Regions from separate parts of the Homo sapiens genome. Here region 2 is linked to region 1. The links are chromatin loops, found by intact Hi-C in ENCODE. Cell type or tissue: endothelial cell of umbilical vein. All regions are shown on one strand. Each heading gives the region's core, and the rest is flanking DNA. Links, peaks and the distances in the headings are about the cores only. Region 1 overlaps FCHO2 (FCH and mu domain containing endocytic adaptor 2). Region 2 holds the start of TMEM174 (transmembrane protein 174).

The links. Peaks named below come from ENCODE experiments on the same cell type or tissue, not always from the same donor. Only the 100,000 strongest peaks of a DNase experiment are listed, where the experiment ranks them.
Region 2: a loop joins it to region 1, with 9 times the contacts of the local background. A loop is called at or near these places in 5 of 110 quality-filtered maps.

Annotation. Positions count from the first base shown.
Region 1 is chr5:73,076,007-73,092,450 of GRCh38, reverse strand. FCHO2 (FCH and mu domain containing endocytic adaptor 2) reads right to left here. Exons shown (of 26, transcript NM_138782.3): 21 at 14,958-15,113; 22 at 14,139-14,271; 23 at 10,469-10,668; 24 at 9,626-9,690; 25 at 4,698-4,862; 26 at 1,929-4,383. The coding sequence ends at 4,361. Among named protein-coding and RNA genes, the nearest start is that of TMEM171, 36 kb to the left of the region's middle. In endothelial cell of umbilical vein, for the core only: a CTCF peak has its summit at 9,163 (motif pointing left); a DNase peak (open chromatin) is centred at 9,150.
Region 2 is chr5:73,157,865-73,174,308 of GRCh38, reverse strand. It overlaps TMEM174 (transmembrane protein 174), which reads right to left and starts at 1,116. Exons shown (of 2, transcript NM_153217.3): 1 at 440-1,116; 2 at 1-249. The coding sequence starts at 1,065. The coding sequence ends at 144. In endothelial cell of umbilical vein, for the core only: a CTCF peak has its summit at 3,566 (motif pointing right); a DNase peak (open chromatin) is centred at 3,578; H3K27me3 peaks cover 1,356 bases.

The DNA.
Region 1 (16,444 bases), core at 5,589-13,588:
AATGCCAACAAGAGGTAACTTGAGCTGTGATATGAAAAAAATGTTTAAACCAGGGGACCCCAACCCCAGACCACAGACTGGTAGTGATCTGTGGCCTGTTAGGAACCACGTTGCACAGCAGGAGGTGAGCAGCAGGTGAGCAAGCATTACTGCCTGAGCTCTGCCTCCTGTCAGATCGGCGGCAGCATTAGATTCTCACAGGAACGGAAGTCCTATGGTGAATTGCGCATGTGAGGGATCTAAGTTGTACGCTCCTTATGAGAATCTAACTAATGACTGATGATCTGAGTGGAACAGTTTCATCCTGAAACTATCTCCCCACACCGCTTCATCCATGGAAAAATTGTCTTCCACAAAACTGGTCCCTGGTGCCAAAAAGGTTGGTACTGCTGGTTTAAACCATTCTTAGTTCTGTTTCTGTTACTTGAGGCTAAAAACATTACTGACAGATAAAACACTCATGCTAAAAAGATAAGCAGTGGTTTCTGAGTTATCACAAATGTTCATTCAGAAACGATCATTAGGAGGCGTATGGAAATAATTATATATATTTAAAAATATGGATAAAATAGCTACATACAGTAAGAAATCATGGAAAAAACCTTTAATACTGAGAGCCACTGAAACCATTAAATGCACATTAGGAAAAAGGAACAAAGAAAATAACAAAATGGAGCAGGGGTGGGGTACATGGCAGAGGTTTACTCTGTGTTTATCAAAACCCCGTTTTCTTCCTGGGCACATAACCAAACTACATTTCCCATCTTTTTTTGCAGTTGGTTGGAGCCACAAGATCAAATCCTGGCTCATGGAATATGGTCAGAAGTGATGATGCCAATTCTTCTGGGCCTGGCCCATAAAAACTCCCATCTAATCTTTGCTTTTTCTTCATCTGCCGGCCAAATGAAGATTTTAAGCAGAATCACAGAATGGGAAGAGCCTGGGCCCCTGAATTACTATATGGAGCAGAACTCCTCCTCAAACCTACTTATGACTGTGATAAGAGCAATGTAGTAAGTATTGTGCTTAGCTATTGCAGCAGCTAGCATCATTTAGTCTAACAGAGGTGGGAATGGGATGAAGAGGAAAAAGGAAGAAAACGATGGGCATATGGTATGAATGGTGAGTGCTATCAGATCTTTCCACAGGTTCCTCTGCCCTGGCCTACCTAGATAAATTAAGCTGTTCCTTTTTTAACACAGATTGGCAACATTTTTTCTTTTTTTCAGACAGGGTCTCACTTGGTCACCCAGGCTGGAGTGCTCTGGCACAATCTTGGCTCACGGCAACCTCCACCTCCCGTGTTCAAGCACTTCTCCTACCTCAGCATCCCGAGTAGCTGGGACTACAGGCATACGTCACCATGCCCAGCTAATTTTTATATTTTTTGGTAGAGTTGGGGTTTCACCATGTTGGCCAGGCTGATCTCGAACTCCTGACCTCATGTGGTCTGCCCACCTCGACCTTCCAAAGTGCTGGGATTACAGTAATGCGCCACTGCACCCAGCCCAAAATTTTCAATAGTTAGGATAAATTCTTTCTTTTCTAATTTCCTTCTTTTGCTCCTTCCTAAATTTACCATTTTGGGAGGCTTGATTGTCTTAACTAATTCTTTGGAACATTATGATTTTTGAACTGTCTGAGACTGTGTTCCTGAGCAACTGGTTAGGAAGAAAGTCTGCAAAAATTTAACATCAATTTAAATATATCTTAAAATATATTAAAAATAATCCCTTGTTAAACAATTTTGACACTTTGGGATATACTCCAAATGAAGCTTTCTATATAACCAATAAATAACAGTTCGATCTGTACGCCTGTTCAAACAGTAGTACAAAGTTAAAAACCAATTACTTGGCCAGCTTGCCTTGTCCTAACATTATGATATAGCTATTACTATCAAGTACAAAGACACATAAACCAATTGATAAATTATATATTACATGTTTATTAAGAGCACAACTTTTATGTAAAATTTACATTTAATGAAAAAAATCAAAAATATTTACAAAATCTTGGAAGACAGATGTGCATTGTTCTAATTACAATCCAAAGTAGTAAATAACAATCCTTTAAAACTCACATTTATTAGAGTTGTGTTTACAAATTCTTGGTTAAAGAGGCAGCTACAAAGTTTATCACTATATATAAGCAAGAACCAGCTTGCTAGGTACATTTCCCATTGAAAATCTACTGGTCTCTTTTACACCATTAGTGGATTTTTAAATGGAAAAAAAAAATCAATATAAACTCATATGGCTTCAAAATTGTAACCTGTACCCAATACTTGGTATGAAGACTGTGGTAACTAAGAAAGTGCAGAAGTTTAACCATTTCACTAATTTGTACATTTTTAGGTAATATTTGATTAAAAACAAACACGGTAAGAACAGTGTCTGAATTCCAATAATAAAATATTGGCTGCCCTAAAAGCAGTTTGATTGCAAAGCAAATTACAGTTAGAATTCCAGTAAGGGACTGTAATTGGCATTTAAAAGAGCACAATATAAGAGTTAGAAATTCTAATTTAGCTCACTATTTAGTAAAGATTAGCATTTTAGCAAATTATCTTATGTGCTGCTTTAGTCAAATGTAAATTCAGACTTGGGCTAACATTGAATATATAAAAAAGCATATACTGTGTTATATATTGCTAAAGAGTAGATTTTCTGCTGTATTTAGTACAGCAAGATGTTACATAAATGTCTAGTAATAGAGGTTTTATTTTCTGTGAAGCTTAACGGAACAATTAGTGGTTTTATATAAATTATCATATATAACACAATTTATCACTTCTACTAGGCAAATAAAGGACACTCATATTTATTATTATAAATGAAATTCCCATTTGTAAATTATGAAACCTTATCCGAAATATTTTATTTCTTCAATTAATCAAGATTTGCTACTAAAGTTAGGTTTCTTACTATTTAGTATTGGTAGTTTATTTTTAGAAATGTTTAACCAAATATATCACTTCAAATAATTTCCCTATTTTTACAAAGTAGAAATTGAATAATTAAAATGTACAAATTGGTAATTTTTCCAATTGTTGAAATAAAAACAAATGGCAGTGCTTCTCCTTCTGTTTCCAAAATTAATCTTTTAAAAAATGCATCCCTCACAAAATACCATAAAACTCATGTTCACAACACAATCAGTAAATAAATGCATAAATTTTCAATGATAAAGTATCAAGGAAAATGCTAAATTGAGAGTTAAAATACCAGTTACCAATTTAGCACTATAGTTTTTTTAGAATTTGTTTTAAAATTCACACACTTTTGATGAGGTTAATGTCAAGTATCTGAAGGTAATCTTTCTTCCTGTAAACACATGCCATTGGGTTTATTTCTCTTTCTAGTGGCTACAGTGTATCACCAAAGAAGTGAGCCAGGATTCTTAAGTTAGGCTTTATGACTCTGAATCCCCTTCCCAGTTGCAGGCCAAAAATATTTACAAAAATTGCAAATATCTTATAAAAATGCTTGATCACTGTAAGATTCTGAACAGAAGATTCAGACTGAGAAAAAAAGTGAGGCACATTAATGAACACAAATTGTATAGGCACATCTCTGGTTTTTGTTATTGTTTTAAAAGGCACACATTATGCAATTCCATATAAAAATAAATTAAATCTACAGCATTAATTCATCAAAAAAATCACAACTCCTATAAAGTTAACTAACTGCAGAAGTAAATGTCTCTGCTGTCATTTGCAAGCTTATTTTAAAACACATTGCACTTGAGAATTTTTTTTAAAAATCATATAAAACATCACTTATACTTTATTAATATGTTTATGAGAATCAAATTATAGATTTTTTGCATACAACTTGGACTCTGGTCTGATTACCTTATGGCACATAGCTCAATTTGATTAAGTGTTCTGAGTTAACATTACCCAAAACTTAGAATTCATGTTCTATTTGTATCCACTGAATATCAAACTTATGAAATTTCAAAGTTATCTCTGACTCTAAAAATGTATGGAAAGCTAAATTACTTTGTGCTTGCTCTTCTGAAACTTTAGGCCTGATATTACACTATAACCCTTTTTTTCAACATAGACACTGGAAATAATTTAAAAATTAATCCTACAAAAACTTCATTTTTACTGAGAATCTGAATAAATGTGCTTCCTGAATATTGTAGTTGATCATTTACAACATAGAGAATCATTTCAGTACTATTTATTTCAATGACTCACTTTAAAAGTGCGATTTAATGTTTGTAGTCAGCTCTCAAATATGTCTAAGTTTGAAAGACATCATACAAGTTAAAATAGTGTTTGGAAAGAACAGATAATGCAGAATGGCAGGTTTGTAATCCCTGAAGCCACATCACTTTCCCAGGTCCATCAACAATCCGCCAGGTATCGTCCTGAAAAACGCCAAGCAGACCTTTGCAATTACAATTTCAAATGCACTCTAAGGACATTTTCCACTGTGGTTACCAATACAAAACTCTAGTTCCCATCTGCTATTTACAGTACATTAGAATCAGATAACAGGTGTTCAGCTATACTGACCGTAAGAACTCTCTCCCAGGTGTGTCTCTACCTGGCACCTTGTACCAAGGGTTAAAGAAAAAATTTCCATGTCTTTAGATTATAAATTGCTTGACAGTTTTTTAATAACTGTTAGAATACAAATGTTTCCCATGTACATTAAAAAGTTTGAAATCTCCTAACTTACCAGTAGCAAACCGCTTCTTTATTAAGGAAAGCCTATAGCCAGTGCCCACAAGTTCGAAATCTACTCCTGAAAGGGTACTTCCCTCGCTGAGGAATTGTACTGCAAGTGTCGTGGGTTTACTAGGTCCTTCTGAAAGATCAAATTTTGCTCGGAGGGACCCAGAACCTACAAAGAAAAGAATAAAGCACTTACACAGGGTAAAATACATTTCAAACAAAATAGAATCAAATGAGCAAGTAAGCTAAACTACATCAGTCCTGTGCTACATTCATTAGATGTGCACAGTAAACAAACTATTATCCTGTTTCCAAATCTCATATTTTTTAGTGAATATCAATTTTCATTAAGTAAATAACCCATGCTTTTCTTTGACTCAATACTAATCTTCAGAGATGTTAACTACTGGACTCCTATGCTATATGCATGTTGAGGCGAGTCAAAAGAGAAGAAGGAAGTAACTGAGGACAGCCCAGAGAAAAACCCTAGGAGGGATATAGGTGGCATAAAGTTAAAAAAGAAATGACTACTGAGTAGTAGAAGAAGTAAAGATGGAAAGGTAACTACGGTTGGGAAGAGTTGTATAACATTGCTATTTTCTATTCACTTTTCTTTTTAAAGTTTTACTGGTCTAACATAATGCCAAGTAGGTATTTCTGAGGTGTTTTGTTTCTAGTATCATCACCATTTATTCAGTATACTTCAGTCTAATGGAATGGCAGGAACAGTAAACCAATAATTATAATGAATATTATAAATGCTGTAAAGGAGCTCTGAGGAGCTACAGGCACAAAAGCACCTATCTCAGCTGAAAATTATAAATGGTGGTGGGGATGATGGTGTGTATTTTAGGCAGAAGTTACCAAAGATACAGAGACAGAGCATGATGCATTTAACGAAATAGCATCTATATCAGATTAGCAGGAGAACAGGATACAGGTAGAGGGGAGTGGCAGATGAGACTAGAGTGGTAGCATGGGCCAGGCCATGGTAAGAAATTCATGATGTAACCATGGGAAGTCACCAAAGATAAGGAAGACAAGAACATTTCAGATTAGTGTCTCAAAAGGGAAGAGAAGCACAAGATGCAAGGTTGGGAGACCAACTGCAAGTCAAAACAGTTTAGGACTCTAGATGATAGGAAAGGGGGATCTGAACTAGGGCTAATAAAAAGGAAAGATATTAAGAAAGTTATTTGAAAGATATTTAGGAGTTGGAATCAAGAAATGAGAAAGGAGGAGTCTAGGAGGGTTCCCAGGTTTCTGGATAGAGCAAATGGACAGAAATGCTAGGTACTAGCAGTAAGATCCTGTGATCCCCTGCACAGAAGCTTAACACTACACAGAGAAATGGAGAATAGGATGTCACAACATTGATCCAACTTGTATTATTATGCCTGGAGGCATAGATCAGTAGTGGAGATGAACTGCTGCCTTATTCTTAATTACTATCCAGGCCCTCAAACTTTTACAATTCTTGATAACCAATTTGGTTGTGCAAAAGTTCTACCATAGACCAAGAGCAACAACCTTGACAATCACCTTAGAAATATTTCCTGTCCCTCTTCTGAGTACACAGTCAGCAACAGAAAACAGATTTCTATTTTACAGAATTTTTTGTGTTTTTTTTTTTTGAGACAGAGTCTCTCACTCTGTTGCCTAGGCTGGAGTGCAGTGGCACGATCTTGGCTCACTGCAACCTCCGCCTCCTGGGTTCAAGCGATTCTCCTGCCTCAGCCTCCTGAGTATCTGGGATTACAGGCGCACACCACCATGCCTGGCTAATTCTGTATTTTTAGTAGAGACAGGGTTTCACCATATTGGCCAGGCTGGTCTTGAATTCCTGACCTCATGATCCACCCGCCTCAGCCTCCCAAAGTGCTGGGATTTCAGGTGTGAGCCACCGTGCCCAGCCTATTTTACAGCATTCTTATTTATTTATTTATTTATTTATTTATTTATTTATTTATTTATTTATTTTTTGAGACAGAGTCTCCCTCTAAGGCCCAAGCTGGAATACAGTGGTGCAATCTTGGCTCACTGAAACCTCTGCCTCCCAGGTTCAAGCTAGACTCGTGCCTCAGCCTCCTGAGTAACTGGGACTACAGGCACGTGCCACCACACTTGGTTAATTTTTGTATTTTTAGTAGAGGCAGGGTTTTGCCACATTGTCTAGGCTGGTCTCCAACTCCTGGCCTCAAGTGATCCACCTGCCTCAGCCTCCCAAAGTGCTGGGATTGCAGGAATGAGCCACCATGCCTGGCCTTGGATATTCTTTTCAAAGGCTTGACTAACCACATCAAAAACCACATTTATAAGATTTTTCCATTTCCTCACAGAAACACCTGATACCTGAATAGCAGAGGGAAACTTAAAATCTGGTTAGAAAATTTGTATCTCATTTTTTTATTTTTTGAGACGGAGTCTCTGCGCCAGGCTGGAGGGCAGTGGTGCGATGTTGGCTCACTGCAACCTCCACCTCCCGTGTTCAAACAATTCTCCTGCCTCAGCCTCCCGAGTAGCTGACACTACAGGCACGTGCCACTACATCCAGCTAATTTTTGTATTTTTAGTAGAGACAGGGTTTCACCATGTTGGCCAGGATGGTCTCGATCTCTTGACCTCACGATCTACCTGCCTTGGCCTCCCAAAGTGCTGGGATTACAGGCATGAGCCACTGCACCCAGCCTGTGTCTTATTTTTGAGAGAACAAATTTCTTTCTTGTTAATTATTTACAATAGTATAGTTTCATTATATTGGGGAAAAAGATCCTTTTGTCCTTCTAAACTGGTTATAAGCCCTTAATGCAAACAGGATTGCTGGTTTACTTCAATTTAAACTAGGAATTTCAGCTTGGCTCACAAAAAGCTATATATTAATAGCTAGGGTTAAAGTCAATGCAGTTGGCCAGCTGAAAGTGGGCAACCTATAAGTACCAAACAGCAAAAAAGAAACTGAAGATTTGCTTGGTTATTTCACCCAATGTATGGCTCTCCAGTAAAAGTCTTATTCTGCATGGCAGGTGTAAATGAATAAACAACACAGACATATTTACGGTCCTTTCTACAGAAATATCTATGAGAAAAGCTACTGATATGTTTTATATTATGCTCAAAATATTCAAAAAGAAAAAGCTCAGCAACATTTGAAAAGCCAAAAAACCTATCAAATAGAGGAGTTATTGGAGACTAGGCTGAGCATGGTGGCTCATGCCTGTAATCCCAGCACTTTGGGAGGCTGAGGCTGGCAGATCAACTGAGGTCAGGAGTTCAAGACCAGCCTGGCCAACATGGCGAAACCCTGTCTCTACTAAAAATACAAAAATTAGCTGGATGTGGTGGTAGGTGCCTGTAATCCCAGCTACTCGGGAGGCTGAGGCAGGAGAATTGCTTGAACCTGGGAGGCAGAGGTTGCAGTGAGCCAAGATCATGCCGCTGCACTCCAGAGTGGGCAACAGAGCAAGGCTCTGTCTCAAAAAAACAAAACAAAACAAAACAAAACCAAACCCTAAAAAAACAAGCAGAAAAGTTATTGTAGACTAAAATTATGCATTCAAAAGAAGGCAGAAGAATTCTCTTTTGATTAAGAGAAAATAAGACTATGTTAAAGACTTGGCTGTCCCAAGAATTACATCCTTATTGTAAGTTGAGTTATAGAAGTGATCAGCTAGGACAGCCTTTTCCTTGGCATTATGAACACAAACAGATGTACTTAGTGAGAGAAGCATAACTTGCTTCTCCTTAAAATAATCATCAGAAAATTGAATGCTGCTGATAGTTAGCTTTAATAGGGGGAAATGGACAGGAAAAAGGTTCTTTTAGAGAACTGCAGAAGGCAAGGGGGCTTTTTTTTTTTTTTTTTTTTGAGACAGAGTCTCACTCTGTCACCCAGGCTGGAGAGCAGGGGCACCATCTCAGCTCACTGCAACCTCCGCCTCCTTGGGTTCAAGTGATTCTCATGCTTAAGTCCCCTGAATAGCTGGAATTACAGGCGTGCACCATGACGCCCAGCTAATTTTTGTATTTTTAAAACAGATGGGGTTTCACCATGTTGGCCAGGCTGGTCTTGAACTCCTGACTTCAAGTGATCCACCCACCTCGGCCTACCAAAGTGCTGGGATTACAAGCGTGAGCCACTGTGCCGGGACGGCAAGGGGCTTTTTAAAGCCTGGAAGCGTCTACATGATTTCTGGGAGGTCAGGAGAATCCCGTTAACAGAATGAACTAAACTGTGTTAAATCAGTTTCAATTAGTTATCAGGTTACCTACATGGAACATAGAGTTCTATTTCTTTAAATTTACTAGGTATAGTTTCTTAATGTTAGCATGTAAATATAAGAAGTATTTACATAATATTTATAAAGTTATGGCAAAATAAATTTTTTCTTATAGAGAACACATACTCAATCTAGATGAACAAATGTGTTCTGAATCTCAGCTGGTCCATTCTAAAGGTATTAACTTCCACCTAGTGGTCATTTCTAGAACTGAGGGCATGAAATTCCAGGAGGAAACTTTACATAAACTTTCCCTTAAAAAAGGTATTGCAGTGCTTCCAGGAACGGTGCACCCATGGCCAGGCGCAGTGGCTCACGCCTGTAATCCCAGCACTTTGGGAGGCCGAGGTGGGCAGATCACGAGGTCAGGAGATCGAGACCATCCTGGGTAACATAGTGAAACCCTGTTTCTACTAAAAAAAAAAACAAACAAACAAAAATTAGTTGGGTGTGGTGGCACGTGCCTGTAATCCCAGCTACTCAGGAGTCTGAGGCAGGAGAATCGCTTGAACCCAGCAGGCGGAGGTTGCAGTGAGCTGAGATTGTGTTACTGCACTCCAGCCTGGCAACAAAGCTAGACTCTGTTTTAAAAAAAAAAAAAAAATCAATTTTCAGTGACATCATTTTATAAATAAAAAAGGACACACACACTTACCTCCATTTTCTGATTTTTCTGAAATACTAGACAATTTCCAAAAGGCTTTCATTTGTTCTGCATTCCTGCAATAAGAACAGATATCTTCAGGTTTTGTGTCTAGTATAGTACCTGATACATGAATGGGACCTCAATAAATAAGTGTATTTTAAATATTTTCACTACAACAAATATATTGCTAAGTTTAAGTAGTATTAACTGGTGAAAATGTGTTTATGATATAGTATAAACATAATGCTGTATCTTTTTCAATTAATGGAAGTTTACCAAATTATGTAATTCTTCTCATTCCTATTGGTCAGAGAAAGTAAAATGGAATGTGTATAGGGATCAGTACCTTCATTAGTCAAGGAAGACACATGTTATTAAATGATGAAGTAACTATAAAGAGCGGTTAGAGTCTATACTAATACTAACAGAGGGGACAGGAGAAGTTGCTAAGAGATGGCAGTAACTAATACTATTAAACACTAATTAGATAGGTGTTCCTGTTCCTATAGACTTGCCAGATGCTATATTTAATCCATAAAATATTTGTATTTTTTAAATGAAAAAAAAAAAAAAAGAAGTTTAGAGAGGTCAAGCACTCTGCCTAATGGTAAAGTTAGTATGGAATCATTGAAGTCTGGGTGGTACTTAGAGCAAAACTAGTTTTGTTTATTTTTGATTAAGGTTACTATGGTTTGACTAGTAAAATGAACTGCATCTTTTACAGCGTGGTTTCTATGGAAAAAGGCACAAAAATTTTTCAAACTTCTAAGAAAACTTACAGAACTTGGGTTCTAGAAGTTGGGGATTGCAACAAAAATTTAGTGGGAATTCAGAAACGTATGTTTAATTTACCATATTGCAGGGGGAAGGGACTGCATGTTCGTTACTCCTCCATCCACTGGTACCACCACCTGTATGTTGGAAAGCACACTAGGTGCCACCATAGCTTCTGGATTGTATTTATAATCCACTCTAAGATCTGTGGTGCTAGCACTACATTTCCAGTATGTTGCAAGATTCAGAGGAGTGGACTGAATACCATTTGATGATACCTTTAAAGAGAAAAGAACAAACAATTGTTTTTGGCCTGAAAAGTTAAGAAGTCATGTTAATGACATGGACACTTGAACATGTAAGTCCACAAAATCAAAAATATCTAATGAGGGGACTATCTGTTGGCAGAGTGAAGCAGACCTATCTCAAAGGAGTAAGGATCATTCTCAATGTGGGGACCTACTACTACTTACATCAAAATTGCTGTGGTGCTTGTTTATAACACACATTCCCTTAGCTCCAACTGCAGAAAATCTGATTCAACAGCTTAGGGACAGGGCCCAGAAATCAGCATTTTATGAAGGAATTCTTAATTATGCGTGTAAAGTTTGCGAATCTTCCAACATTCAACACAGAATTCAAAGATTCTTCATACATTATAAGAATTCAGATTTAGAACACGAGAAAAAAGGTCACCACGTAGTACCACAAGTTGGAATTAGAATGCTTCCAACTTCAAATGTTTAATCACATGACTCACAGTAAATGTTATAATTCCTTCAAATTCTTAAGCTCCTTGTCCAATGGCTCCTTTTTAAGGAGACCTACTCTGACTGCTCTGTTTAAATTTACACTGAAAACTGTATTTTCAATCTTCCTTACCTTAGTCTATACTTTTTCTTTTTTCCATACCACTCATTTTCTAACATAGAATATTATGATTATTATTTTGAGGCAGGGTCTCACTCTGTTGCCCAGGCTGGAGTGTAGTGGCATGCTCATGGCTCACTGCAGCCTCAACCTCCTGGGCTCGAGCAATCCTCCCTCCTCAGCCTCTGTACTAGCTAGGACTACAGGCTTGTGCCATCACACCCAGAGAATTTTACATTTTTTGTAGAGATGGGGTTTCTTTTTATTGCCCAGACTGGTCTTGAACTCCTGGGCTCAAGCAATCTTCTCGCCTCAGCCTCTCAAAGTACTGGGATTATAGACCAGAGCAACAAAGTCCAGCCCATAGAATATTACTGATCTTTACTGTCTCCCTGTCCTACTCCCAGCAATTACATGCACTGAATAATACACATCTGTTGAATAAATGAACACCTGTAAGAAACTTTAAGTCAATTTAAGTGGCAGCACTTTTTTGTTCTTTAAGTATTTTTCTAGAAACAAGCCATTTTAATAAAATTACCCTATTAAAAACTAAAAAAATAGAGAAATATAAAGTAGGAAATTTATCCCTTGGAATCCTGGCATATATCCTTCCAGACTCTTCAGGCATATGCAAACATAGATCCATGTCATTCTTTTTAATGGCTATAGTAATTAATTTCCTCCTCTGCTGATGTGTATGTACTTAGGTGCTTTCTAAACAATGCTACAGCGAATATCCTTTATGCCTTATCTTCATCCAACTGTGTATTTCTGATGATTTCTGGAAGTGGAATTGTTGAATTAAAGGTTACATCTTTCAACAATCTAACAGAATTGCCTTCTAAGAGGTTTTACTTGCATCCTATTAACAAGTGATCATAACCTTCTTAATACTGGATAAAGCGAACTTTCATTTTTGTAAATCTGATGGGCTAAAACTGACACCTCATTGTTATCTTAGTATTGACTGCTCTCATTACTACTGACATGAAGCATCTTTCCATAGGTTATTTGTCTATTGAGTTATTCACATGTTGCTTACAAATTTACAAGGGCTCTTTGGGGTAAGCCCTGTGGTTCATCTTATGTGTCGTAAATACTTTTCCCACAGATTAAATACTGATTGTGTTTAAAGGTTTAACAAAATATTTTATAAACACACACATTTATTTATCAAATATCTCATTCTCTTCTTACATGGCTTCTGGGTTTCATATCATACTTAGGTCTTCTGTACTTCAAGATTAAAATATGTAATAAATATGTATTACATATATACACACACAGAGAAATACATATACAGTTGTTCCTCAGCATACTTGGGAGGGTGGGTTCCAGGACCCCTGTGTATATACTAATCTGTGCATACTCAAGAAACATAGTTGGCCCTGTGGGACCCACATATAGAAAAAGTTGGCCCTCTGTTTATACATGAGTTTTGCATCCACAATCATTGCATTTTCAATTGGTGTTTGGTTAAAAAGAATCCTCGTATAAGTGGACCTGCATAGTTTATAGATCCTTTTTGTTTAAGGGTCAACTGTATCTTCACCCATGCCTTTATTTTAGTACCTTTATGGTATGGTATCTTTTATTATTATTATTAAACCTTTGATACACATGGATTTTACTTTGGCTAAAAGTCTAACAGGGATTCACCTTAATTTTTTTCTCAAGTGTCTAGCTTGCTATCCTCAACATCATTTTTTGAAAAATTCATCACGTCCACATTGCCTTGAAATGCTACTATGTCGTATAAACAATTTTCCATTTATTCTTAGATCTATTTCTGGATACTCTAATCTATTCCTTCATCTGGCCATCTACTGCTGCGTTAGTTCCAAACTATTTTAAATACTGTCTATACTAAGCTTTCCCATTAAAGCTAAAACATTACTCCACTTTACTGTTTAAAACATTTCTTGCCAGGAGCGGTGGTTTGTGCCTTTAGTCCCAGTCACTCGGGAGGCTAAGGCTGGAAGACTGCTTGAGCCCAGGAGTTTGAGGCTGCAGTGAAATGTGATCATGCTACTCTACTCCATTCTGAGCAAGAGAATGGGACTCCATCTCTTTAAAATAAAAAATTCTTGACTTATTCTTGTAAGCTTTATTCTTCTAGAGAAACGTGAAAATGATTGTCAAGCCTCCAAACACAAAGACGTAACTCTACTGGGTTTCTGATCAGTATTATATTAGATGTATAAGTTAACTGAGAAACAGCTAAACTTCTACAGCATGAATCTTTCCATATTCAAGTCACTAGAGATTGTGTTGTGTTTCTTCCTAATTGTTCTTTGTGAATATTTTTCTCCACTAGTTTTTGTAATTGGTTTTGAAAGTTATTAATTTTGGTATTAATTACTAAACTGACCACCTATATTAAATGTCCTTATGTCAAATAGTTCTTCAATTGGTTCTCGTGAGAGGAATATATCACCTGTAAGCAATAATAATTTTGATTCCTCTTTCCCAGTATTTATTAATGCTTATTTTGTTCTCTTACCTGACTGTACTGGCTAACACATCCAGAAAACTCTTATATACTAACAGGATCTACTAATGGGCATCTTTGCCATTCCTAACTTTAATTGATTACTTTGGGAGTTTCATTGTTAAGACTGATACTGCTAGTCTTTTCAGCTTAAGGACAAATTTATGCATTTAAATTTACTCAGTATTTTAATCATGAATAAATGGTGAATTTTACCAAACTGGTCAAAATCTCCACTGGCTTATAAACAGATTTTCTAATTTCAAAACATCCTTGAATTTCTGGGAAAAAACTCACTTGGCTATGACATACTTATTCATTTATATGCTAGATTCCATTTTTTAATATTTTAATTTAGAATTTTTGCAATGTCGTGACACTCACCTGATACTTTAATACATCTACATTATAATAAGAAGCAGCTGGATTTTGCTCTGACAGCTTCTTGAGGTAGACTGTAACAGCTTGCATGTTCATCCAAAAATCTTTTGTGTTGGAATCACATTGTGATGGATCACTACATATATAAAAAATATATTTGTTATTTTATTGACTTATCTTTATGTTTTGCCTCTGTGTAGTAATTTGGTGACACAGGAAAAACTAGTAGAAATAAACCAAGAGGTGGGATGAAGGAAAATTAGATCAGGGGATGAAGAATGGAACACAGGAGAAGCTTGCTTGAAAGATAAGATGGAGAGAGAGAAAAGAATCTTAAAATAACTATTAGCACCACTGAAAACAAAATAAAAAGACAGCAGAAAGGTGTTTAGTAAGAATAATTTTGGTATGGTTTTCAAATTGAATATTATTATTTCAAAGAAGAAGGGGGAAAACATTTTTTTTTGAGACAGGGTCTAGCTCTGTCACCAAGGCTGGAGTGCAGTGACACGATCTTGGCTCACTGCAACCTCTGCCTCCTAGGCTCAAGCGATTCTCCCACCTCAGCCTCCTGAGTAGCTGGGACTACAGGAACGCACCATCATGCCCAGCTAATTTTTGTTCTTGTTTTTTGTTTTTTGTTTTTTTGGTAGAGATGGGGTTTTGCCACATTGCTCAGGCTGGTTTTGAACAACTGGGCTCAAGCAATCCACCTGCCTCAGCCTCCCAAACTGCTGGGATTACAGGCGTGAGCCACTGTGCACAGCAGGAAAGAAAATCTTAAAACGAAATTTCAACCTTCAAAACAAAAAGTACACAAACCTGAACACAAGCTGTGCATTTGGAAGAATCTGCTCTAGTCTGCTGATATTTTTCACCCTGAAGCACAACACAGCTGGAGTTGGATTGCTGGTGAAGACTTTAATAATTCCACTTGGAAATGACATTGTCATATCACCAGTGATCTTCACAATACACCTAAAACAGGGATTTTGAAAAGTGTTTAAATAAAATGCTCTAATCTCTATTTAAAGTATTTGGTTTAAAAAGGCACACGCGTGCACGTGCGCACACACACACGCACCTATATGTGTGTATATCTATATCCTTTATCATAACTATAGATTATTTTTTCAATTTAATTTTTAAAAATTATATACATGAAATAGTATACTCATCTAGCATCATCTTTTCCTGGAATTAAACTCTAAACACAAATGCAAGCACACTGATAATATTCCTTCACTTTTTTGTGATAACCATTCCCTCCCTGGAAGGATATTGCTTTCCTCATAACGCTATACCTAGTTGTGGCTATTTTTCCCTCCCAAACCCCAAAAAGCACTGGGCCTGGTGATGGTGATGGTAGCAAGGAGGCCCTTGCTCCTCATTGCTTCTTCCAACCCTCTATTCTTTCTTCCTTTGAAACATATAACTACATAGCCAAAACTCTCAACTGGACCCCTTTGGTAATCCTATCACATTTCCCAAGTCTATTTATTCTTCTTTTGGTCTTTTCCTAGCTTCCCCTTTTATCTCTAACCTGCAATAGTCCTTCCCCCAACTCTTAGCTGATGACTGTGCTCTTCATTTCACTGAGGAAATAAAAAAATAACTTCCTCATACTCTCACTAGTAAATCTACCTAACTTTTTATCCATATATTCTGCAGTCCATACTGTTTCAACAGATAATCAATTTCTGCACCTCAGGCCAATCCCAGCAATTCTGCACTGGAACTCATCTGCTCTTATATACTGAAGGACTTCATTCATGTGATTGTTCCCTCTTTTTTCTGCAAGTCCTGTTTTTCCATAAATAATGGATCTTTCCCATCAGCAGGCAGACATGCTGAAATATATATCATCTTTTAAAAAACACAAAAATGAAAATAAATAAAACCCTCCTTTGATTCCACCACCTCACTCCTGCTACCATTCCATTTCTCTGCTCCCACTTAGACCAAAACATCCTGAAATAACTGCATTTGTTCTTTCCAAATATAGTTGTCTAGACTGCATCACCTTCGGCTCCTGAACACTCTCAAAGCATACTTTCATCTCCACTATGCCACTAAAATCCTTCTTGTGAATGTCACCAATTATTGTCAATGGTCAATTTTTCTTGACCTGTCAAGCAGCATCAGATACAGGTTCACACCTGCCTTCAAGAAATGATTTATTCACTTAGTTTCTAGACACGGGTCTATTGGTTCTCTCCTCACCTCTCTTGCTGCTTGCTCTCTCAAATTCCTTTGTTAAATCATTCTCATCTTCCTGTTTTCTAAACACTGGAGGGAATCAAGACTTA
Region 2 (16,444 bases), core at 1-8,000, 87 kb before region 1:
CCCTTGAATGATCTCTGTCAGGCTGCCTGGGCGCTGCTGTAACTTCTGAAGGTTACAACATAGAACACCACGGTTGTCAGGTAACAATGACGGAAACACTTGCTCCCTGAGCTGAGCATTGTGTTATTATATCAGAATAGCCTCTAGCGAGGGAGAGAGTATATTTCTTCATAAGGGGGAGGAGAGAAGCAGGCACAGGCCTCCTCTTCCAGCTGTGTCTCTTCTAGCTGGTCAACATCAGGATTGGGCCTGAAATGTGAGCAGAAAACACAGGTACATTATGGTCCAAAGCACCATTCACAGAACCAAGGCTGCCATCGTGGGCAACAGGCTAAGAAGAGATTCACAGTCTCCCAACACCTTATTCATGGACCAAACAGCCACAGATCATGACGGAGATGGCTAGAAGGAGTGCATTCCCCCAGTAGACACGCCATACCTGTGATTTCCACCGTCCGTGAAAGAAAGGCAGCCCTCATCAACCACAAATGCAGAGTTATCTTGAGGGTAGATGGTGTAGTATTGAGGAGGACTTGACATGGCGGCTGCTGCCCCTCCAGAGGTTATGAGGCCGCAGGGGCTCACCACAGACTGCAGGTAGCTGGTATTTATCCCCATAGGCTCTGGAGAACCATAAGGAGGAGGGATGTACTGCACCACAGTGGCCCCATGGAAGGTGATGGGTTGGTTGATGCCAGTGAAAACAAATGATGGTCCTCCTGGTGTCTGTTCCGAGTCCGGGACCCTTTCCTCACTTTCTTTGCACAACTGGCAGGAGAGCATTTTGAACTTGCACACAGCAATCAGGATGAATGTCACCCCAACTGACAGCAGGACGGGCCCAAGGAGCTGGGTCCATTCAAAGTGGGAGACACCTTGGTATTTGATCCAGCCCATGACAGTGAATGTGATCCCCACCAGTCCCAGAAAGATGCCTGAGAAGAGCAAGGTGGCCCCCGCCTTGTCATCATCGGACACCTGGATGTCAGCGGTGCTGGGTGTGTAAGGAGTGACGGAGAACACATTGACAGGGAAGTCCTCCAAGCGGCCGCTGCCCTGCTCCATTGCTCCTTGTGGGCTCACCCTGCTTCTTAGAGTGGAGAGGATTGTGAGAACCAAGGAATCACAGGTCCAAATTAGTTATAGAAGAACTTAGGGCTTGTGCTTAACAGGGTGTAACACACAGAGGGCTGGACCTTGTTTAGAAGAATAAAGGTCTGAGAAATGAAGCCTGAAGTTTTCTCATGTATTGTCAACAAGTGGAGGTCTCTGTTTTGCAAGTCAATGACAAGCTGTCTCTCTAATTCACATTCATTCATTCACACATTCAAAAATTAACTTATTGAGCCCATCTTTCTCTTTCTTTTTCTTTTCTTTTCTTTTTTTTGTTTTGTTTTGTTTTTTTAGGGTGTGGGTCTCACTCTGTCACCCAGCTGGAATGCAGTGGCACAATGATAGCTCACTGCAGCCTCAACCTCCTGGGTCAAGCGATCCTCCCACCTCATCCTCTCCAGTAGCCAGGACTACAGGCACACATCACAATGCTCAGCCAATTTTTAAAATTTTTTGTAGAGATAGGGTCTCATTATGTTGACCAGGCTGGTCTCAAAACTCCTGGACTCAAGTGCTCCTCCTGCCTTGGCCCCAGGAGGTACTCTTCTATAGCAATTTAAGACGCTGCCATAAGACCCTGTTTTTGTCCTACCCAACTTTGTAGAAATGGCAGAGCTCCCTCAAGGGTCTCCAGCAGTGAATGGGGCCCTTGATATATCCACACATGCACAGGAGTCTAACCTGATTTACCTAGTGGTTCAGTTCATTAGGAATAGACAGACACCTATTTCTTGACTGCGTGTGTATTCCTATCTACTTCAAGAACCCCTAGCTGTGATGATACTTAAACTTTAATAACAGTTCTCACAAAGCCCTGAGATCCTGTTCTTTTCTGGCCAGCCCCACATGCCTTTTGCTTTCTGCGTTTGGGGAGTAATTCCAGCTTTGGGAGAGGAACAACGTCATAGGAAACCTTTTTATGCACTGCATCACTGCCAGTGGTTGAATAAGCATCAGATATGACCTGGCTCACTAGGACACATGCTTCGGACCCTCCCTCCATGGTGGCCACACAGTTCCTGGTCTTCAAGGTGAAACAACCAGCTGTGTTTTGGAACCTACTATGTTTTACAACCAAACCCAAGTTGATGTAGAGAAGACAGTTTAATTTTCAATAACATTATCTGTCATTCATGACTGCAAAACTTCCAAACAGCCCCATGAGTTTCTTCCTCCACTGATTAATAACTGTAGCCTTCTTTCCTTCCTAGACAGATTTTATTCAAGCCGATGCTCTCTGCAGTAATTAAATATTATATTAGCTCCTTTTGCAGAATTGAGAGGGCTGCCGTCTTGCCCTAAGGCAGGGCTTCCTAAACTTCCCTTGACAAAGAAATCACATGGGCCACTTTTTTAAAGGACAAAATGTGAGCTCCCATTTCAGACCAACAGAACCAAATATCCAAGGGAAGGACCTCAGGTGATTCATCATCAAGAAATCTTAGGAAACCCAACCCCAGGTTAACCTTAAATGCTTCTAGGAGACCAAAGGACATTTTTCCCCATGAAAATGCCTCTCCCTGCTACAGGACAAGGCTTGTAATCTCCTACTTCACTGCCAAACAGATGGAAAAGCAAGCAGGTGACCCCTGAGGTATCTTCCTGGATGTGCCTTGGAGCAGCAAGGCTGGAGTGGAGTTGCTATAGGAACAGGCTGCCCTTTTTCCCACTGAGCTAGATCAGAGATCCAGGAAAGCCAGATTTTCTCTTTAACTATAAATTTCTGGTAAGTTAGCCTGCCATTATTTTCAGGTTCTTAACTCCTAAGTTAACAGTCAAAACAATCCCTGACATTTAGAAAAAAGCTAGGATCTCAAAACTGTCTTCTAAATCACTCAATTTATGTTTTCCATTTGCCTTTAGCTATATCCACTAAGAATAACTGGGAAGCCTGAGAGAGTAGAGGAAACAGATCACCCTCCTTTAGACAGCTCATGAATGCAAACTGGAACTGCTTTCAGAGCAGAAAGATCAGAAAGTTCTCCAATTACATTTTCAAGGTCCGTTTGACTCAGCTGCTTCTTCCAAAAGCCCCACCTCTGTCTAGATGGTAAATAGCAATTTTTTTTTAAAGCTAACCAACTGAATTCAATAGCATATTCAAAGGACTATATGCCATGACCAAGTGGAAGGCAAGGCTGGTTCAACGTACAAAAATCAATCTATGTGATGCAGTATATTCACAGAATGAAGGGGAAAAAACAACACACGATCATCTCAATTGATGAGTGAAGGGGAAACATTTATTGAATACTTACTATGTACCAGGTGTAATTCTATACATTTAATATAGGTGACATAATTTCATTCTTTTAACAACCAGGTTACAGTCAAGAAAACTATGCTGATTATTAAGCTATGGTGACTCAGCTCCAAACCCACCTTTCTAAACTTCTCTTTGTCTCAGACTCTCAAAGCACACTTTTCCTTTCCCAGGCTGCTCCAGTTAGGCTTTGCCAATAGGGGGTGCTACAGGGAGACTTCAAGGTGGGAGAAAGGAGAAGGCACTTAGCAGTTTCTATTTTGCTTGCTGTTACTGTCAGTGTCACTCCAACAACAGTTCTTCTTCCTGGCAGTAACAGTTCCAGTTTCCAGAACCCTCCTCCTGCCCTCCAATCAGCCTCACTGTGCCCCTTCAGGGAAACCAACACCAGCCACTGTTCTTTGTCCAAGCTCCTGAGATGCCAGCATTAGCTGAAGGACGTTTTCTACTCAGAGAGCTGCATCCCAGCTCCACAAGGGCCCTTATCCAAGCTTCTGATTTCTAATATAAGCCCAACCTCTTCCTTTTGTTCCCCCAGCCTGCTTTCACTAAGTCTAAGTGTTCTTAGTGTTTATTTTTTGCCTTTTCAATCCTCCAGTATCTGTTAAACTAATTTCCTATACCAAATTCTCTCTATTAAAATAACTGGTATAGTTTCTGTTTCCCTAAGTGATTCTGACTGATATGTCGTATTCACAGTGGGGTTAGGAAACATACCTGTGAAGATGGGATTCTGGAATTGATTTGGTCATATTCTTGGCCTCAAATACAATGCTGAGTCCTCATCAATGAAACATGGGATATTAGTAGATCATGGCATGAAGTGGCATCAAAACTAATAAAAATAGCACCTGTAGTAGGTTGTGAAAAATTGCCTATTGGAGCAAATGCCTTGGGGACCAACTGGCTGCTACACTTAATCACTATGACAATAATGATGAACTGCAAGTTCTGTGGGATGGAGATGGCCACTTCAGAATGCCCTGCAATACTTATAAAAGGAAAAGTAACAAGCTCAGGTCTTTAAATTCAGCTCAAGTCACAGTCAGAGAACCAGAGAGTTTCTGTGGTGGTCCTAAAAGAAACTTGTATCCTATATTTACAGGGCTGACATCACCAAAAGTCAACAAAATTTAAATAGATATCTTTCTATATAGCTATACATCTGTGGAGGCTACAGCCACTCCCTCTTAGATGCTAACCCACCGTGTTCACTGCTGTCTAACTCGTTCCAGGAATGCCTTTAAAATGCCTGTTTTGGAAGGGGAACATCACACACCAGGGCCTGTTTTGGGGTGGGGGGAGGGGGGAGGGATAGCATTTGGAGATATACCTAATGTTAAATGACGAGTTACTGGGTGCAGCACACCAACATGGCACATGTATACATATGTAACTAACCTGCACGTTGTGCACATGTACCCTAACACTTAAAGTATAGTAAAAAAAAAAGTCTGTTTTATCTACTGTTCCTTGCATGAGAGCATGTACTTACTGTAAGCCCTGCCCTTAGATCAAAACAACTTTAATGTTATAGTACTTACCATAAATCCTGACCTTAAGCAATTGTTCTACACATCCCTTCTGAAGCATACATACCCTTTCCCTGAGGTATGTAAGCTCTGGGTCTGGTGAGTAATGGTATAGGATCCACCATCTTGTCTCATGGCTTCCAGGAGCATGGCCTCTGTTCTTAAGTCCCTATTATATGTTCCTTTCTGAGAAACTGGATTTGTCAGCCTCTTTCCTCAGCCTCTTAGCTTCCATGGCCTTTGAGGATAGGTTTGCATAAACCTGCTTACCATGGAACAGTATCTATATCTACATGCGATTGGTTCAGTTTCTCTGGAGAACCCTAATAGACAATGATACTTAAAGTATCTATGGTAAGTAGTGATGCTGTACAGAGTAATCATAGATAAAACCACAGCGCAGGCCTCCAGGGTTTTAGAGAAAATCCATGCTGCTTCTGCAGGCAGCTATTCTTCTTTTGAGACACAGCTCATGATTCTTTACTGGGCCCTGGCTACTGGGCCCTGCATCACCCTAGGACACTGAATGACCCCTGAGCTGCCAATCATGACCTGAGCATATCTGACCCACACAACTGTAAGTTTGAGCATGCACAGCAGTGATTCATTATCAAGTAAAAATGGTATTTAAGAACTTGGACATGAGCAGGTCTAGAATTACAAGTAACTACATAAACAGGCGGTTCAGAGCCTTACACTTACTCTTACTGTGTGGCATCTTCTCCTACAATCCAAACCTATGGCCTAGTAGGGAGCTCTTCCCAGCTAGATGACTGAGGAGAAAAAATCTTAGGTCTTGTGTATACGTTATTCTGCACAACAGTGGACTGCTGAAGCATTATGACACCCATCAGGAGTGTCCCTGAAAGATGCTAGAAATAGGGTAGAATGGAAATCCTAGCGAGCAGAACTTCAAGCAGGACATTTGGTTGTCCATGTTGTCTGAGCTGAGAGATGGCCAATAATACAATCGATGTTGGTTCATAGGCAGAGGTGAGTGGTGTCCTAGGTTTCAAGGACTCAGAAAGAACAAGATTGGAATGTGAGTAACAGGAAGTATGGTGAACAAGTATAAGGATATCTCAAAGTGGGCACAGAGTGTAAAGATAGTTGTGTTCCCTGTGAACACTCACCCAAGGGCATCCACTGCAAAGGAGGCTCTACCAGTCAGGTGAACAAGCTGGTGTATTCTGTGGATATCAGTCAGTCTTTTCCCCCAGACATCAGTGTTTCCTTGATAAGCCCATGTACACAGGATGCAGGCTACCATGATGAAAGCATGAAGGCGATGCATGAGCTTAAAACTAGTAGCTAATCTGGCTACCATCACTGTTGAGTACCTAACCTACCAAAAGCAGAGACCAATGCTGAGTCCTCAGTGTGGCACTATTCCCTGAAGATCACAGCCAAATATCTGATGGCAGCTGGATCATGGTGGACTCCTTCCAGGAGGGGCAGCAATTTGTCCTTACTCAACTAAACACATATTCTGGGTTATGGATTTGCCCTCCCTCACTTTAATACTTCTACCAGCATCATCGTATATGGTGTGCAGAATGCTATATTCACCATGATGGTATTCTGCAAAACGTTGCTCCTGATCAAAGAACTTAGTTCACAGCAAAAGAAGTACAGCAATGATCCTATGCTCATAAAATTCATTGCTATAATTACATCCTCTATCATCCAGAAGCAGCTAGCCCAAAAGAATGGTAGAATGGCTTACTGAAGGTTCAGTTATAGCACCAGTAAGGAGATATCACCCTGATTAGATAGCATCTTGGGTAGGTTCCCTAGAAAGAGATGCTGAGGGGGTCACTTGAATGCCATAGATTTGTTGGAGAATGCTCTAGGAAACAATGCCTAATGGGAGTGAGGGTAGCCAAATTGCACAAAGGGAAAAGTTGAACTATGATGCAGTTGCAACATAGGCTTCAGCTGAATGCTTAGGTCTTCCTGGAGCTTGAATGCTGCTTCAGAATTGTTCCAAATTGAAGTTAAGGTGCCAGGCCTTTGTATTCCCGTATCGGCCAGCGACTGGATGCAGGTTGCCACCAAGAAGGGGACATAATCTTGGTCAAGGCGGCCTTCTTTCCTGCTGAGGAAAATGCCCAGAGAGGAGTGTAGTATGAACGGTCAGCAGGCAACACTTCTGGTAGTTGGGGGAATAAATGCCTCAGTCTTAAGGTGGATCTGAGCAGTGTTCCACAGCATCCGCCATAGATGTCATTTCATCTCCAGGATAAAGTACATACTTTAAACCAGCAAGCAATATACAGCATTGTTTCTTTCATTGTCAGAATACATGGGTCTAGAAATTAAGGAGAGAAAGTAGGAGTGACTCCTCTCACTATCACACCTGATAATCTACTCACATTATTTTTTCTGACTGTCTTTCAACTTTGACCTGGGAGGTCTTAGTCTTACTGTTGTGTACCAAGGGACACAACAATAGAAAAGTGACACTGCCACTTGGCCATTCTGAGCTTCTCATGACCCTGAACCAGCAAGCAAAGAAGGGGTTGCTTTCCTGGCCAGGATACTTGCTCTTTATTACCAAGAGGAAACTAGGATGCTACAACATCATGGGAGCAGAAAGGACTATATTTAGAACCTAGGGACTCTCTGGGACCTCTCTTCATATTTTTATGCCCAATAATAAAAGTTAAAGGAAAATTGTAATGACCGACACACAGGACCATTGTGGATTCAGATTCTTCCAAAAAGAAAGCTTGCGTCACTCCACCAGGTAAAGAACCGATCAACTGAGGCCTTGATGAGGGCAAAGGAAACAGGGACTAAGTAGTGGAAGAAAAAAGTTACAAATATCAACTAGGGACTCATGGCCAATTGCAGGAATAAACGTGGTAGCAGCTCTGCATAGCTTCTTCCTTAATTGTTATGTATATATTTATTTGTGTATACAAATCAATTTCTTTTTCTGCCTTTCCTCCTTCCCCTTATTATTTTACATAAATATTGTTGTCTGTGGTTAACTTTACAATTTAGTCTTTATCCAGATGGGATTGTGGCCAAATTTGAGAAGAATGAACATTGCCCAGAGATGAACGCATGAATGATTCTTGGAAGTTTGTATCTCCCATTTCAAGGAGAGGATGAGGGCATCTTTATTTGGACACCAGTTTCATCTTGTTATGCAAAGCACAAAGTGGTTTTTGTTTGTGGATACAAGTGCAAATAATGTATAGAAGGCTGTGTGTGGATGCTGAGTAGCCAAAGGGGTAGATGGTGGTAGTTATCAAGCTATTGTCCCTCAGGTCCAAATCCATCCTTCTCTACTGTGTTTTGTAGTGATGGGGCTGGGACTCCACAAGCCACATTTCACCTGGCTTGCTATTAGGCATTGCCACAGGAGGCATTAGAGGGAGGCTACAAGGTGGAAGGAGGGAGAAGGGATTTGCTGTTTTCTGTTTTGCTTGCTATTTCTGTTATTTCACCCAGCAACGCTTCTTGTGGTAGTCACAATTGGGTCCAGTTTCCAGTCTGTCCCCATATCCCCACTCTCATTGTACCCTTCAGAGGTACTAGCACCAGCTGGACAGTGCCCTCCTGAGAGGTCTCAGTCCCAGCCCTAGGGGTCTCTCCCCCAAGCTCTAAGCCCTGATACCCTAACTGCTTTGCATTGATTCCTCAGCCCTAGAAGTGGTGGCTTCTTCCTATTACATCAATGTTTCTCTTTTGTCTTTTCAATCTTCTACTATCTGTTTAACCAATACCCCAGATTAATTTCACCATTAAAAATCACTGCTGTGTTTCTGTTTTCATGAGTGGATTCTATCTGAAGCAGAAATGGAGGGAAAATTAGAGAGTGGCAGAGCTGAAATGGAACCCAGGTGGCATATTAGAGTCTCATTGTGGCTTCATTCTCTAAAAATGCTTGGTGGCTCCTGTGCTGTTCCTGTCAGACATATGACATTTCTGAAGACACTGTCTAATTATTTTTCAGATTGCTGGGGATAGGAGTTGATAACCCACCAGCAGTCTGAATTTTTGTGTTTTATCTTAAAAGCCCTTTGAATTTTTCATTCCCCTCCCTGCTCTATGGGGATTCTTTTTAATTTTTTTGAATATTAAAAAGATTTACTGCCAAGACAAAATAAAAAGGTGAGTTTCCTACCTGTTTCAATGAAGTAATATTTTCCACATCATAACAATTTGTGGTACTTGTTAGAAACGCAGATTTTCAGCACTATTGGCAATGAGTGAATCAAAAACCCTGGATGTGAGGCACATAAATCTGAACTTGTATTATAAGTTCCCCAGATGATTCTTGGGCAGATTGAAGAGTGAGAACCCCTAGGGTAGTGGTGAGGTGTTATTGCATTAAATATATAGACTTGGGAAATTTGTCTAATGGCTAGACAATTTCTCTATGCCTGATATCTCAACACTTCTAGGAGCAAAAGTCCCATTAAAGGAAGTAGTTTTGCCCTGCTTTGATAGCTACTTCAGGCTAATAACAGGAAAGGTGGCAATGAGATGGTATGGCCAGGGACCAAGAAATACCCAAATCCTGCCACCCACCCTACCACTCCCCATGACTTCCCCATGGGAGACAGAGGCACAGAAGCACAGAACAAATTTACTGCTATAGGGCTTGAGCTGTAGAGAATGCCCCCATGCACAGAACTCAGGTAAGCTTGGCTAGAGCGCATGGTCAAGGCTGGAGGCCTCCCCTAAACTTGAACATGACCTCAAAGAAGCATAGGAAAAGTGATAACCAGAGAGGGCCAGGGCATGCAGACTCTCTGAGGACAGAGATATGTGGAGGAGAATGGGAGATGACATAAAAGATGATTGGGTCTCCTTCTACCTGCCAAAAGGCTCAGCCATCTTACCATCTTAACGCAGCAGCCACGTAAAAGAAGGAAGTAGAAAGGAGCTCCATTTAACCAAGTGCCCTTTTCAATCACAATGCTACCACCCATGTGTAAACATAGTCCAATTAATCTAGAACTTAAGCGAGGAGATTCATAACTACTCCTTCCAGAGAAAAGCATCAGATAAAAGATGATACCATCCAGGAATTTCTTTGGTGAAAATAAGAGAAATTCTTTTAACACTAATGCCAAACTTTTTATCAGTACAGTATAATTAAATGGTCTCAAATGGCTGATAGTCTCAGTGGTCAAGTAAGGCTCTTCCTTTAATTCTCAAACTTCATTTTTACTGTTAGGGTGTCACATGTAATAAAAACACATGGTTTTCCCTTGCAATTGTTGTTTGAGAATATTTAGCATAGAAACTTGAAAAACATTTGTTAACCAAGCCAACTTTGTGAGCAACCTTTGTTATTAAGGTGAGCTATTAATTCATTTGCTTTATCCAGAATTTTACCCTTTGTACTGGGTGGAACATACCTTCTTTGAAAAATGGAAATAATAGGCTGGGTGCGGTGGCTCATGCCTATAATCCCAGCACTTTGGGAGGCCGAGGTGGGCAGATGGCTTGAGGTCAGGAGTTCAAGACCAACCCGGCCAACATAGTGAAACCCTGTCTCTACTAAAAATAATAAAAATAAAAATTAGCCGGGCATGGTGGTGCGTGCCTGTAGTCCCAGCTACTCGAGAGGCTGAGGCAGGAGAATCACTTGAGCCCGGGAGATGGAGGTTGCAGTGAGCTGAGATCATGCCACTGCACTCCAACTTGGGCAACAGAGTGAGACTTTGTCTCAAAAAAAAAAAAAGGAAAGAAAGAAAAATGAAAATGATAATTTACATTATTCACAACTTCTCAGAAAAAATATAGAAAATAATAATTCAATCCTGAATTCAGAAAATCTGGCTGGTAAGTTTTCAAAGTTATTAATCATTTTTTTCTTTGGGGTCCATGACAAAGGAAATTATTTTAATTTGTTGAGAATGCATATATTCAATGTGCTATTTCCTTTTTGACAAAGCTTCCTGCTACTTAATTCCCTTAAGTAAGGAAATCCAGAGGCCAATTCTTTGTGGTGGTGTTCTCAATGGATGCAATGGCTACTGAAGAAACCTTAGGACCCCATCTTATTGAACTATTTGTACCAGTTATTTTATCTGATCAAGCTCTGGGCACGTCTTCACAAGCATTATCAATGGGAGCTGTCTCCCTTAGGGCTCCCCCAGCTCTGATCCTTGTTCTCCAATTGCAGCAAATAAAAGGAACTGACTGAATCAGAGATTAAATGACATGTCTTAAGATGCAGTTCACAATGACAAATGAAAACTGGTCCACTAGGCCAGGGGTGATGGCTCACGCCTGTAATCCCAGCAGTTTGGGAGGCTGAAGTGGGTGGATCACCTGAGATTGGGAGTTCAAGAACCAGCCCGGCCCAGATGGTGAAACCCCATCTCTACTAAAAATACAAAAATTAGCCAGGCATGGTGGCACGCGCCTGTAATCCCAGCTACTCAGGAGGCTGAGACAGGGGATTCGCCTCACTGCACTCCAGCTTGGGCGGCAAAGCGAGACTCCATCTCAAAAAAAAAAAAAAAAAAAGAAAAAGAAAAAAGAAAACTTGTCAACTAAAATTAAATACTTTTTAAAAAATTTAAGTTAATCAATCGGTCATTTAGCAAATTAGTCTTTAAGCAAATTGACCTAAATTCATTTTGCATAAATAGAACAAAGACCTGTAAAATGGTTACATCCCTTCGGTCTGTGCTTTTATCAAAATGTTCAAAATTAATTTTTTGGGAGGTTGGCAATATTTACTCAAATTTAAATTTTAATCTCTCACTAATTATTTATATATGGCTTTTTAGCACATTCAGATTTTTTTAAATAAGAGCACCCTTTTTGGTTTAGACTGCCTGTTTTGACCTAAGTTTTTCTTCAGCCATGTCTGGAGAGCAGTGCCACCTCCTTCCAAAGCATTTGTGACAGTGACCTTTCAGGAAATTGCAGGCAATGTTTCGTTTGCTAGATGGACTGTGGTTTATAATTAGGAAGGACTGTGCTTCTTACTAACACTTTGTATATCTACTTCCAGATATTTTTTACTTCTGCAGGTTCACACATCTCATAAAAATGAAATCTCATTAAACTTGATTTTTCTGGCCCAGTGCAGTGGCTCACATCTGTAATCCCAGCACTTTGGGAGGCCGAGGCAGGCAAATCACTTGAGGTCATGAGTTCGAGACCATCCTGGCCAAAATGGTGAAACCCTGTCTCCACTAAAAATACAGGAAAATTAGCCAGGTGTGGTGCTGGGTGCCTGTAATCCCAGATACTCAGGAGTCTGAGGCAGGAGAATTGTTTGAACCCAGGAGGTGGAGGCTACAGTGAGCCAAGATTGCACCACTGCACTCCAGCCCGGGCAACCCAGCAAGACTCTATCTAAAAAAAAAAAATTATTTTTCTTCAACTCACCTTTTTACCTAGTAGCTCATGTCATCTTTCCCAAATTCATACAATTTTAGTTTTTAATATTTTGACAAGAATGAGTGATTCAATTATAGCTGGAAGTTTCTCAAACAAGCAATACAAAGATATCAAATAGATATCAAAGTTTAAGCTCATTTTCTTCTCCACAATAAAATCCATAATTTGAATAAGAATCTAGGGTAAACCATTTTTAAAACTTTATGAATGCATTGTTTTGGCAAGTCACTGGGAAAACAGCTTTAAATCTGAGTGGGGAAGAGTATAACTTGACACAACCTCTTTTTGGGGGGCTTGGCAATATTTACTAAAATTCAAAATGTACGTACAACAGAATTAAAGAAGCTACAAACATCTTCTAGGAATGTAACCTACATACTTACAATAGACACCTTACAAAAGGATACTTTAGCAGAATAGACAATGAATCACTATCTGTACTAACAAAGTACAGGGATGGGGAACCCTACATGTCCATCAGTAGTGGACTGGCTAAATAACTTATGGTGGTAAAATATAAGGTTCTCTTCCACTGTTAAAGAGCAAGTCAGCTGTACATACACAGGTATGGAATAATCTCTAAGATGTGTTATTGGTTGAAAAAGAAAGCAGAGTGAGTACTGTAGTGTGCTTATTATGCCATTATTTGCAAGGGGAAAGACATACACATCATTGAATGTCTGTGCATAAAATGTCATTGAAAGAATATGAAATAAATTTGACAGAAGAACTGAGAGGGTGTTCCAGTTATCTATTGCTATATAACAATCCACTCCCAATTTTGTGGCTTAAAACAGTTATGTGGCTTGGCTGAGTTTTGTCAGGCAGTCAGCAAGGGCTGCCAGAACCTAGAAGCTCACCTGAGTGGGACATCAAGATGGTTCACTCATGTGACTGACAGCTGATGCTAGGAGCTTCGCTGGCTCATCAACCAGAGCACTCACCTGTGTCTTTCCATGTGGTTTCTCCCGGCCAGGGGACTGGGTTTCAAGAGGAAGTGTCTTAGGAGCAAGTACTCCTGGGGTCCCAGGTGGAAGCTGTGAGGCGTCTTATGACCTGGCTTTGGCAGTCCCAGAATATCACTCTCATTTCATTCTATTGCTCAAGCAAGTCACTAAACCAACCCAGATACAAAGGGAAGGGAATTCGATTCTTCCTTTCTATAGTTGGAATGTCAAGGTCACATTGCAGAAGAACACTTGGGAGAGGAAATATTACCATCTTTCTCTTTGGAAAATACAATCTTCTGCAGAGGGAGATTTACTTTTCACTGTTCAGTCTGTGATACTGCTTGAATTTTCGTCCATGTGAACATCCAAATATAGTCCAAGATTTTAGATCAACCATGTTTATATACCCATTCACTTGTGGCTGGTTAGTAACCTCATCCTTCTTTACTGGCAAGTTTTCAGTGAGTCCTCAGGTGGTAACACTCTGTCACAATCAACAATAATGGCAGGTTCTGAATTTTTCTGAGTTTCTTACATATTTTCACTGCTTTTCAGACTTAGACATCAAGCTTCCTGTTTTTAACCACCAATCCACATTCCCCGTTAAAAATTGTAATTTTGAAATGATTATAGTTTAAAAAGATGAATAATGAATGACAGTATAACCACAAAAACAGAGTTTTCAGAGGTTATCAGAGACCTGCGGTGGGAAGTGAAACTAAGCGTGGTCATATAGTTCTGAACAAATCGTTTGATTGAACACATTGTGGTTGGAAGTAAATTGCTTTGTGGAAGCTGTGTGTGTGTGATTAAATGTCTTTTTTCAAAAGTTTGGTAGAGTGGCAAACCCATGTTTCAAAGATCTGTCTGCTTGTGCTGTGATCCTGCAGGGTAATCTATTGGCCATATTCACTTGGATCAGACTACAGACAGAACACTACCAGGTTCTCTGATAACAAAAAAGCCCCAAAATATTTCAACAACTTATAGCACATAAAAAGCAAAATAAAACAAAACAAAGCCACAAGCTTGGGTGACATGGAAAAACAGGAACCTGCATGTTTTACTTGCAAATACATGTCTCAAAACCCTTCAAGATTTCCAAAATTCAAAAGAATGTCTTCCTAAACATTTAGGTAAAAATGGCACCATGTGGCCTCCCCTACGCTGGTGCACCACAGGAGGTGGGGGTTCAGGAAAGAGGGGTTGGGGAGAAAAGAGAGAAGCCACAAGAAGGGACCTGGACATTCTTCTCTGCACTGTAGGACCCTGTCAGTGGCCACCACTACCTGGCAATCCTGAGATGATCAACAAAATCAGAAAAGGTCCGGATGACAAAATCAGACTCCAGAGGAAGGTGGTTCATGGGTCCACGTGGATGTGAGAGGAACACAGGGTCAGGATGCATAGTCTGCTGGGAAGCCTTCTGAGAAACCCAGGTGCTAGACCTGTCCTGGTGTCCAGCACAAGGCGGGAACATCCTCCATGATATTCCTCCAGTCTTTAGGGCTAGATCAGTGAAAGTAGGCAGATGTCATGGCAAGGGGTGACTACGGTCAGAAATGCACACCCTGCGCAGCTCTGTACCTTCAGAGGGCCACAGTTGCAGACCTGCAGGGAGTAGCAACGAGGATGGGGTGACCTATGCCACTTGGCCCCACCCCCTCAAGGACATGCGGCAAGAGGATCCTTGCACAGTAAGGACCTGGATGGAGCAGACGCGGAACCTCGACCCTAAGAATAGATTCTCTACTTAAATGAGCATCAGGTGTCTATAAGTCATTTAGGGGGAATATTTGGGGGAAATCTCAATTATAGGAATTATCTACTCACCTGTTATATTTACTTGAATTGTGTTGGACCATGGCAGCCTCAAGGTTATATTCAACTTTTACAATAAAATGACAGGGTGGTTGAATCATGACTATACTATTATTAGCTACAGGATGGATCTTGTTGAAAATCAAAACTGTCCCCTCATTCTTCAGATTTTATTTTATTTCAAGAATAACAAGAGCCTGGGGGTGGTGGTTCACACCTGTGATCCCAATAATTTGGGAGGCTGAAGCAAGTGGATCGCTTGAGCCCAGGAGTTCAAGACCAGCCTGAGGACATGGCAAAACCCCACCTCTACAAAAAAAAATATATAAAAATTAGCCAGGCATGGTGGTGCAGCCTGTAGTCTCAGCTACTTGAGAGGTAAGGTGGAGAATCACTTGAGCCTGAGAGATCGAGGTGTCAATGAGCTATGATCATGCCACCACCCTCCAGCCTGGGTGACAGAGTGAGACCCTATCTCAAAAAAACAAAACAAAACAGTAACAAGAATATTGTAGGTGGCGGTGGCGATCATTGCTGTATGGAGTATGGATTCTGTGTCTTTACACCGTATTCTTGCTTGAACTTTCTGATATCCTGGTGAGAAGCAAGGCCTCTGTTTTACAGATGATTAATCTCAGAACAGGAAAGTAGGCTATTTGATTTAGTGGTAGTGCAGGAGGACAATCTGTTTTCCTAAAGTGTTTTTAAAATTGCTCATCCATGAAGGGCAGGCACTGGCAGGCAAGTGATCTGCCTGTGTTCTCGAGCGAGGCTGGTGTCTGCTGAGGTTGGTTGGGTAGGCAGTTTCCTGGGTGTCCTGATAATCTTTAGATTTTTTTCCCCAGCTGCGATGATTTGAATGTTTGTCTCCTCCAAAACTCATGTTGAGCTTTGATCCCTACTGTTGGAAATTGGCCTGATGGGAAGTGTTTGGGTCATGAGGGGATCCCTGATGAATAGAATAATGCCCTTTTTTGGGGGTGACTTCTCACCCTATTAGTTCCCTGTAAAGCTGGTTGTTAAAAGAGCCTGGTGCCTCCCCACTGTTTTTCTTGCTTCCCCTCCTGCCATGTGATCTCTGCACACATGAGCTCCCCGTCTTCCATCATGAGTGAGAGCAGCCTGAGGCCCTCACCAGAGGCAGATGCCCAGTCATCAAAATTATAAGCCAAATAAACTTCTCTTTATAAATGACTCAGCCTCATGTATTCCTTTATAGCAGCAGAAAATGCACTCAGACACCAACTGAACTGAAAACTACCTTGATGGGGCTGGAATTTAAGTCACAGCCACTGCCATTTCCAGCAAATGATAAGGTGAGCCTCCCAGAGGCCCAGCTCTTGGTGTGAGAAGCTTCTGGATGGAGTAGGTCTGCAGTGGGC